Regions from separate parts of the Mus musculus genome. Here region 1 is linked to region 2. Evidence: chromatin contacts called from ENCODE Hi-C or POLR2A ChIA-PET data. All regions are on one chromosome and are shown on one strand. Each heading gives the region's core, a stretch centred on a gene start or an enhancer-like site at or near the end of the contact. The rest is flanking DNA. Distances are from core to core; before and after follow the strand shown.

What was found. A loop is a pair of places that touch in the nucleus more often than their neighbours do. ChIA-PET counts read pairs that join two places held with the same protein, here RNA polymerase II (POLR2A).
Region 1: a map of heart shows a loop between it and region 2 (7-fold over the local background). The contact joins the enhancer-like site here to the promoter of Enc1 in region 2. A Hi-C loop is called at or near these places in 10 of 37 maps with a recorded cell type or tissue (T-helper 17 cell, gastrocnemius, heart and 2 more). POLR2A ChIA-PET finds 5 or more read pairs at or near these places in 4 of 5 experiments (Patski and embryonic stem cell).

The regions. Positions count from the first base shown.
Region 1 is chr13:97,293,291-97,298,310 of GRCm38, forward strand. Gm33390 (a long non-coding RNA gene) reads right to left here. Exons shown (of 3, transcript XR_382781.1): 2 at 636-867; 3 at 424-450. Among named protein-coding and RNA genes, the nearest start is that of Gm33390, 3.3 kb to the right of the region's middle. Within about 2 kb of position 2,352, at least 1 of the 3 ENCODE cell types and tissues checked has a DNase peak (open chromatin) inside an H3K27ac peak, as active enhancers do; it is gastrocnemius, where a contact is called at or near this core.
Region 2 is chr13:97,237,458-97,242,451 of GRCm38, forward strand. It overlaps Enc1 (ectodermal-neural cortex 1), which reads left to right and starts at 3,648. Exons shown (of 3, transcript NM_007930.4): 1 at 3,648-4,072.

The DNA.
Region 1 (5,020 bases), core at 1,102-3,601, 55 kb after region 2:
TAGATAGGGCTTTTATGTAAACCAAAGAAATGTTAGGTATATTGGGAGATCTGAAGAGGATCTGGAGGTGGGGGGAATAGAACTAATGTATTATTTTAAATGGGAACAAACTTGTGTGTCATAATCTGACTGGTCGCTGAGTTCGGCGGGAAGTGGCCAAGTGACACTGAAATACATTGAAATAGGGACACATGCATAGTAACAGAAACAGAAGCAGGTTGTATCTCAGTCTCCTACAGGAGTCAGAATCCAGATGGAGACCAGCTATGACATCTACAGATTCACCTTGATGTCTCCATGTTGGAGGCTAGAAAGCATCTTCTGGGGCTGGAGAGATGGCTCAGTGGTTAAGAGCACTGACTGCTCTTCCAGGCCCTGAGTTCAATTCCCAGCAACCACATGGTGACTTACAACCATCTGTAATGGGGTCCGATGCCTTCTCTGGTGTGTCTGAAGATATAAATGAAATAACATAAGTCTTTTAAAAAATGAGAAAGCTTCATCTGTTTTAGTGTCCTGAATACAATCATGCCTGAATCACAAGGTTTCAGCCAGAGAGTTAAGTCACAGCTTACTAGTGGTTTCTGGGAAATGCTTCTCTTCTGGTAAATTGGAAGAGTTATTGTCAGACTCACTTCCTTCTTGACTCAAGGAGAAAGATTTTGTGTAGATGGGATGTCCTTTGACTGTCAAGGGCAAGGTTATAAAAACTGCAGACACCAGGCCCAGAACTGAAGTCAGTGCTGTCTTGTTCTAGATTTCTTCTTTGTTAATTTAGCCACGGTCCTGATTACTGGTGGCCAAGAGAAGTGCTGACAGTCCCTGCCGATTCGGGCTCTTAATTGACAGATTCAATCAACCATGGATCTGAAATAAGCAGCAGAAAATGAGAGGCTAGGTTTGATGTGCACAAGCTTTTTTTCTTGACACTATGCCCCAAACAGAATAATATAATAACTATTGACGTTGCACTTAGACCTATATCAGGCATTATAAGTCACCTGGAGGTGAAAATACTCCAGATGTAAGTAGATTATATGCAATGTATGTATGTATATACACAGGTTATATTCAATGACTATACCACTCTGCACAAGGGACCTGAACACCTGCAGCTTTTGGAACCAGCTCCTCATGGACACCATTGGAATGCTGTACTCAGGCGGGCCTTGAGAGGGACCTGGGGTCTCATAGCCTTGTGAACTCTGCTTCTGTAATCATAGCATCTGGGTTCTCCATGGGTTGGGTTCTCCATGAAGGTCTGGAAGATGCTGTTGTGTCTTAGCACATGCGGCTTGGTGTGGTATTCACTGAGTGAACAAACCAAAGATTCAAGAAGGATGAAAGATTCCTTAGTGCTTCCACCAGGGAAGTGGTCCATCAAGAATGTCCCCTTTCAGCAATTCCATGCTATAACAGCAAAGGAAAAGCTGACGTTTCCTTTTTTGAGGCTGTGACGCACCTCTCACAGATCCATTCTTTGTTGTTGTTGTTGTTTGTTTTTTGTTTTTTCAAGACAAGGTTTCTCTGTATAGCCCTGGCTGCCCTGGAACTCACTCTGTAGACTAGGCTGGCCTCGAACTCAGAAATCTGCCTGCCTCTGCCTCCCAAATGCTGGAATTAAAGGCGTGGGCCAACACTGCCCGGCTCATGGTCCTGTTCTTACACACATTTCTTCGGCTACTTCTCTCTTCCTGCTTCTTGAGTTTTGGTGAACCAGTTGATTTGTTTATTTATCACTATTGTCGGCTGACCAAGGATGCCAACTCATGCCCCACCAGCTCCTCCCACCTGTCCGTTTTCCCTGAGAACTCTGCCTCAGCAGCAGAAGTCTCACTTTTACACAATACTAGCCTAAAGGTCTGACGTAAGCTAAAGAGGGCATATGCAAATTTAGAGTGTCTGACATTTCACCTGTGAAAGAGAATCTCCCGGTGACAAGGAAGAGAGGATCCCTGAGAGCGGACGGAGGCCATTGCTCTATTTCCTGATTCAAAACTGGAGAGGAGAGCACAAAGGAAAAGCCTACAGAACATCTGTTCTTTTCCTGTTCTTTTGTTTGGGGGGAGGCCAGAGAAGGGGAAGAATCAGGGAGGGAGGGAAAAAGGAAGGGGGAGAGGGAGGGGGGGAGGGAGAGGTATTTTTCCATTGACCCAGTAAACAAAATAGAAAATGAGGCCGCAAAAACCTGACCACTCATTTTGGAGTTTCCCTAAGAGGTGTCTTGCTCAAGGACAAAGAGTCTCTCCTAGGAGGCGTTTCCCCTTTGCCCTGGAAACGGTCCAAAGGCAGAGCCAAGTCTAGCAGGTCAAAGGTCTGCTATCTACAAGACTTCCTTGGGGTTTTGGACTCTTGGCAGAAAGCAGCAGATTTCCTCTTTGGTGGGAAGTCCTCCAGCAGTGAGCAGGTTGGGGGAGGGAGGGACGGCAAGGGACAGCCCTTCCCACCACTCCAATTCAGCATTTAAATTGGAAAGGACTGCTGTCTCTGGGTTCCTGGGAAGGTACAGTGTGCTGCCTTCCTTTGGCCCTGACCGGTGTGCCCAGTGGGTGCTGAAGGCAACTGGGGAAGAATGGAAGAGCCTAGGAGTGAAATGGCCAGGAAAATGTGGGCAAAGGGCATCTTGGTGTTTCCTAAGGCCGTAGACAAGTTCTCTTTCTGTAGTGATGGGGCTGCATACACTGCTCAGTGGTTACTTACCGCGGATGCACCGCCCCTCTCTAACGGGTTCGTGCTTCCAGAGATCGTGATAGTGTTCACTCGTGCTCTGGAAATGACTGGTAGAGCCGCACCTGCATTTCCAAGAGCCTCACGAATTACCCGCTTCATTCATATAGAAAGCTGCTTACTTCTTCCTCTCTCCCTCTCCCTCTCCCTCTCCCTCTCCTCTCCCTCTCCCTCTCTCCCCCTCCCCCTCCCTCCCTCCCTCCCTCCCCCTCTCTCTCTCTTTCTTTCTTTCCTCCAGAGGGGTCCATTTGCTTGGGAGACCCTCCAGAGGGTAGAGGGAGAGACTTGCCCCTCCCTGTTCATTAGGCAAAGAAGGAAAGCAGGTGTTTGAAGAAAAACAAATGAAGAGTGGGGTGCAGAGCAATGTGAAACAACATGGCGGTCTGATGAGCTTTCCAGAAGCCAACGTGATGCCGGAACGTGATGCAAGAAAGGAAAGGGCAATCCGTGGAAGGCTGATAAGCTGAACTAAGGAATGTGAGTTCGCTCCTTGAAGCAGGAGCATCAGGGAGCATACAGGAAGGTGTTTAAGTTAGGAAGCCGCCTGACCTAATTTGAAAGGCTGCTCTGGGCTGGTGAGATGGCTCAGCGGCTAAGAGCACTGACTGCTCTTCTGAAGGTCCTGAGTTCAAATCCCAGCAACCACATGGTGGCTCACAACTACCCGTAATGAGATCTGACTCCCTCTTCTGGTGTGTCTGAAGTCAGCTACAGTGAACTTATGTATAATAATAAATAAATCTTAAAGAAAAAAAAAGTTGAAAGGCTGCTCTGGTGTCTAGTTGGGGGGGGGGGGGGCGTCGCTGAAGCAAACGGACAGAAGCCTGAGTGAAGGAGAGGGGAGATACGGACTCAAGAATCGGATGAGACTTGGCCATATGTATTTCCACAGGGACAGGGGGAGGGGAAAAGAAATTTATGCTAATCAGCTCTTAGCTTGACACAACTAGTGACACCCACTGGAAAGAGGCAATCTCAACTGAACACTGGTCTCCATTGGATTGCATTTCCTTGTTTGTTAACTGGTGTAGAAGACCCACTGTAGGTGGTTCCATTCTTAGGCAGGTGGGCTTAGGCTATATAAAATAGGTAGTTGAACAGCAGCCTGTGGGTAAGCAAGCCAGTAAGCAGCTTTACCCTCCCTCATATCTGCCTTCATGTTGCTTCCTTGAGTCCCTGCCTGTACTTCTCTCAACACTGTCCTACCGTGGGGTAGAAGGGCAAAATGAAATAAACGTTCTTTCCCCCAGTTGCTTTTGGATACGGTGTTTATCACAACGTTAGAAATCAAACTAAACCAGGGGTTAAATTTGGGGAGTAGTATATGATTTTCAAGTTGATTGTTGAATGGACTTAAAGAACAAATAATGATTTGTAAATGATTCAGGAAGTTGAACGGGCTGAAGAGCAGGCTGGCTTGTGGCGACAATGGCTGCCTAGAGGTGGAGACGGTCTTTTCTTTGTCTTTTGAGTTTATTTTTTTCCTGGCTACTGGAGGAGCCTGGGAGGAGACAGAAGGCAACCTTGCCCTTTTGTTGGGTCTGGTAAAGTAATTTCAGGGGGAAACCCCTTGCCGAGCTTGGGGATCAGGGGGAGACAAGGGGAGGTTAGCGAGGCCTTCCAGCTGTCTTTCATAAAATACTCAGCCTGTCCCAGGGCTGTACTTGGGTGTTTCATTTTCCGAGACCCAACAGACTCCGGTCGAAAGTCGGAAACTCATATCAGGATCTGTTTGTTTGATTTCCTTCCCTCCCTCCCACCCAACTCCGACTCTAACTTTTGAGATAGGATCTCTCTATGTAGTTCCGGCTGGCCTTGAGTGCGAGGTTCTCCCTCCTTAGCTTCCTGAGCGCTGGGATTGCAAGAGTGTATCACTATGCCTGTTTGTCACTTCCCTCAGGCCCCTCCTCTGAGCTCCTGAAGCACAAATGGCCAGTTTGGAGCACCTCTGTGTGCCTACTGTCCCTGCACACAGCCTTCGTTTTGAATGAGTACAGTCTATCATGGAGAAAGCATGGTGAGCTCATGGCGGTGGGAACATGCACCCCCCTTTCCCCCCAATCTCAGGGGAGCCAGGAGCAGCAAGCCTGGGCCTGAGTAGCGTGGGCATCTAACTCTCAAAGCCTGGTTTCCTTCCTCTAAGGTTTCTAAAAAATTCAAACACAGTGGAACCCGTGTTCAAACCCATGGATGTATCATCTACAGTGTATGTATCACCATTATATATATATATTTTTTCTAAGCCCAGGAAATATGTGTTGTCACTCCCTGGTGGGAAGTGAACTTGGAGGGA
Region 2 (4,994 bases), core at 2,398-4,897:
CCTCCTCAATGGAAACTCTCTGTAGATGCCCTCTCTGACACATGCCTTAAGGTATATCTCTCCTAGGTGATTTTTTTTGAAAACCTTTTAAATTTTTATTTGTTTATTTCTATGTATATTGTAGCTGTCTTCAGACACACCAGAAGAGATCCTATTACATACAGATGGTACCAAAAGAGGGCATCAGATCCCATTACAGATGGTTGTGAGCCACCATGTGGTTGCTGGGATTTGAACTCCGGGCCTTCAGAAGAGCAGTCGGGTGCTCTTACCCACTGAGCCATCTCACCAGCCCTCCTAGGTGGTTCTAAATCCAGCCGAGTTAACAATAAAGATTAGTCATCACACCTTGGGTGGGCATTTGGCCCTCTGCCATGTTGACTCTACTGGGCCTGGTTCTCAAAGCCTAGGTAGGAGGGCTGCCATCTTCCTCACACAGACTGAGGAAGTGATTCAAAGAACAAAGGGGGCCCTTCTGGAATCCCAGCAGGGGACATGTCTGAATTTGGGTAAGGCTTTGGGAACCTGTAAGTGGCCGGGTGGCAGCTGCCTGGCCCAGTTTGGTCTAATCCCCTGAGCTGTCCAGTCCCTGGTACTGTGATTGTATGGTGTTAATTAAATCACTCTCATTAATTCAGCCTGAGAATAATTAGGAATGAATGAAGATAGATTAGGTTTGAAGGCAGCTAATACATTTAACCCCACGCTGCTGATTTTGCAGCCTAGCAAAATAATATCGTTAAGGAAGATAACAAGGCCAAAGCCTTGGGCACAGCTTCTTAACAGCATTCAAAACAACCTTGGTTTAGAGTCCCAAGGCCAGGCAAAGACAGTTTTCCAGCGGCCAGCGGGACCAGCCTAACTAGCATCCTGAATCAAGCTCAGGCTGCTGTACAAAGCTAAGGAGTGGCCTCCTCTCCTGAGGTCTTACACCTCGGCATCCGGCCCTGTCTGTTGTAGTCTAGGGCAATCACAATCCTGTGGAGCGGTTTCTTCCTGTACACGCACACGACTCACCTTTGCTTCCTGTGAACAAGGTGATAAGAATGACTTTTGCCATTGGCTGGGAGAGACCATAAAAAGATATAGTTTGAGTTTCTATGATCATAAATCCACTAAGTTGCAAATCACTCTCAGCCGTGAGAAAGGCATTAGAAGCCGCCCAGCAGTCGAAAGAATTTTCATACTCTGGCTCATGTCTGAGGGTCACTGGAAACATGCACTTTTCTAAAATATAAGTTCACTTCCTGTGTCTTTCAGTATTTCCTGGTTTGTGTAACCTATATAAACAAATTCCGTCACCGGAAGTTGCTTATCTCCCGTTAGCAGAGGAAGGGATGTGGATGGTCACTGATTTCATTTCAGAAGTTTCTAGGCTGTGATTTTGTTTTCTTGATTTGAAGCACAGGAAGTGGTAACATTAGGTAGAAAAGATACAGCGGCAGCTAACAGCTGGACTTAGCATCCTTTTAGCCCTCTTGCTTAGCCAAGCACTCTACAAAGAGAAGCGAACTTCACTGTTTACTTCATTGTGGATGCTGCAACTTCCAGGTGGGAGATGCAATAGAAACGATTATCTATCCTCTGCCAGCTGACTTCTCCTGGCAAAACCCCCAGCCAACCAGCTGACATAGGTATATATACTGCTTCCAGGCAGCAGCAGCAGTTCTAGGTGGCTTTGGGAGAAAGACAGGCATATTTTGTCAAAAGAGAAGATGTGCTAACTTCTTAATGGAACAGTGTTCCACTCCACTGGTACACATGAACTGTTAGTGCCCTAAACCCACATATTTGTGTTTGACCCAAACCCAGACAGATGAAAACAAAGAAAAAGGGCCAGAAAGTGCACAGTAGTGGGCTTTGGTGCCTCCACAGGACATAGAAATATGCTTTTAAAAGACTCGGAGACCTGTTCCTATCTTCCTCTCGTCAGAGCCTATCTCTGATGCGAACTCCGTTTCCATCCGTTTGCTTTCTATTGGTTGTAATCTTTCTCTCCTTGGGAACGGAATTCTGCCTGCCTGGCTCCTTGCTGCCCCTGGGGGCCTCCACACCTGGTTCTTACCTTGAATCCCTCGAGCTTTTTCCCTGGCTCTGTAAAGCAAAATGGAGCCAAGACGCTATCAAAAATTAAAATAGGAAACAGATTTGAAAAGGCTGTCGTGAGGCTGACGAGTTAATGCTAAGAAAGGACTTAAGAGGGCACTGTCTTTCTTTGCGATGAGCAAAATCTATCAGCCTCAATAGCAGAGGAAGCCAGAGAGAGGGAGCTGGGATAAAGGACCAACCCTGCGGGTTTCAGCAGTCTGTGGTCTCAGGAAGCGCCATGTGGAGCCTCCTGCGCCGGTTTAAACCATTGCTACGCCTGGTGTCTTAAGAAAAGGAAGACTGGGGGCGAAGCGTTGGGGAGATGAAGAGGATAGGGCAAACTCCCTGGCCACTACTGAGGCCCTGCAGGTCTCCAGCCAGGCAATTCACATCGCCAAAGACCTCTCTTTCCTCACCTGCACAATAAAGGGTTTGGGCTAATAATCTATACAATTCGTCCCTACATATCTCAAATGCCGAATAAGAGCCAACTCAAAGTGTCGTTTTAGCTCCCAGCACAGAGAGTCAAAAATGAGAGTCATAAACAGTTGTGGCCACGTTTGTTTATTTATTTATTTATTTATTTATTTATTTATTTATTTATTTAGGATAGAGTTCCTTCTTTTGCTAGGCCCTCGAGACTTTAGGTGTGTGTGTGGGGTGATGGTTGTTGTTTTTTTTGGGGGGGGGGGACACGCTATTTCTTGACTGAACTCCAGACTCCACCAACCAACCAAACCCAGGAAAGGCCAAGTCTCCGAAGGTAACAGACATCTTCCCTACCAGGAGGAGGCAGCGTGTCTGCTCCTTGGAGGAGTTGGCTTTGAATCTAGCGGCCCTGGGCGATTGGTTGCGAAACACGTGGGCCCTCAGGACCCAGCTGGGGTTGCTGCGGCTCCAGCTCCGAGCGAGACAGAGTCCTGCCGCGGCTTCCTCACCAACTTGGGGTGGAGAAGGAAGCCCCCCACAAGAGTTTGGAGTCTGGCCTCTTGCCAGCAAGTAACCCAATGTCCACTTGCGCAACCTGCAGTGTTCCCCGAGGTCCAGACCTAGGCTTCTTCCCTTGCTCCTGCGGGAACTAGGCTCTGCCTGCCGCTGGGGTGTCTAACCCAGTGAGTGCATGCGGGAGCGGTGGATCCCCAGCTTGGCCTTGGCTACTCCACTGAGCATTCTTAGGATCCCGGCACCCTCGAGCGCAGGAAAGCGCCTAGGGCTGCTTTCCCCTGAGTTGGGTGCCCCAGCCCCCGACCTAGCCTTGAATGGGGTTGACCCGAGGAGGCGAAGACCCTCCGAGCCTCTAAAACTTATTTTCTTCCCGGTCCCCGAGGGCTGCAGCTGCCCGTTGCTGAGCGAGGGCGTCCGCTTTGTCTCCGTTCGCTCCCCGCCCCACTCCCCTAGTTCCTCTCCGGCTAACCGCCCCCCCCGTCATCCCCCCCCCCAGCTCCTCCCGCTCCTGCCCGCGTAGTGGACGCGCTTCCTCCCTCCTCCCCCTAGCGAGTCTCTTTGCATACGCGCCCCCTCCCGGGCGCAACTTATAGGCCGGCGCACGGTGGCCCGGCGCAGTCAGCTCCCGCAGCCTCAGAGCCAGCGGCGCGACGGAGGCGCTGCAGAGACCCGGAGCCGACGCCAGGCGGCCGCCAGCGCTCACGCCGCAACCCCGTTCCCTCCCCCTGCGTGCAGACCGCCTTCCTCCGCGGCGCGGCCGCCGCAGGCTCACTCTCCCCTGGCTAGGCGCGCGCCGGCAGACGCTTGGCCCGGCCGGGGCGCCAGGTCCGTAGCAGCAGATCCGGAGACCGAGGTCAGCTGCCTGCCGAAACCAGCCCGGGAGCCACTACCCCGGACGCTATCGCCTCCCTTCCCAGCGCTCCTTTCTCCCCGGCGATCGCCACCGCTTCCTGGAACAGAGACGCCCTTCGTCGGCTCCCTGCGGGTGACCGAGGCAAGAACCGCAGCCGGTTGTGTGCAGAGGCCAGCCGCCACTACTGTAAGTTTGCCCTGCAACCCCAAACCTGTTGCGGGCGCCCGGGTTTCGGGCGGTGGGAGTCGGCCGCGGGGTGTGCTTGGGAGCATCGAGCCGGCGCCCGCCACCCTGGCTGAGGCTTAAGCCCAGGAGGTGCTCTCGAGGCAGAACAGTCGCTGGAGTGGGAACGGCACTGGGAGAGCAACTTGCCTCCCCTCTGCGGTGTAACGCCCGGGCAAGTATCGGTGGGTGCGAGGAACCAGGTTGGGGATAATATCCCGGCTCCTAGCAGTCTCCAGGAAGCCCAGCGCGTGGGATCGGTTCCCCAGGGTGCCTCGTAGCCGGCTTTGGGGGGCGGTGGAGGCCATGCGCAGACCTCCTCCTGCGGCCACTTGACTGCAGCCAAATGAATGAAAACTGGTTCCTGAAAAACGAGTTTCTTCTCCTGCAAGCTTTTGCCTTTTAGAATGACATTATTAATTTCAAAGGCTAGGTAGGAATTGGTGGGCGGGGTGGAGATGAAACAGTGGACTTGGACTTGTAATTTGGTGTCGTCCTCACTGGCATGTCCAGCGTGTTGAGAGTAGCCGTTGCAAGTGTTGGAGGGGACGGCGTGGCCAAGAGCTATTTTGGTAAACATCTTTATAGTGTGGCTCCGTTGTTGTCAGTAATGTGAGTGCTTGGGAACGTCTGCCTGGCTTCTTTGCTCGTGGGATCGAGATCAGGCTTAACCAGGAGAGAGATGGAGGTGCTCCCAGTGTTGGAGGCAGACGTCCTGCCTGGAAGCAGCAGGAAGTGAACTGAAGTCACTGAACTAGGTGCCCTTTTGATGTTCACAGTAATAGCAGTCTTTTTCTCTGCCTTCTTTGTAGACGCAAGTTAAGTATATGTGTGCATTTTGGGGGTCATTTCCTTAGCATGCAGATTTATGTCTCTGGGGTCTTTA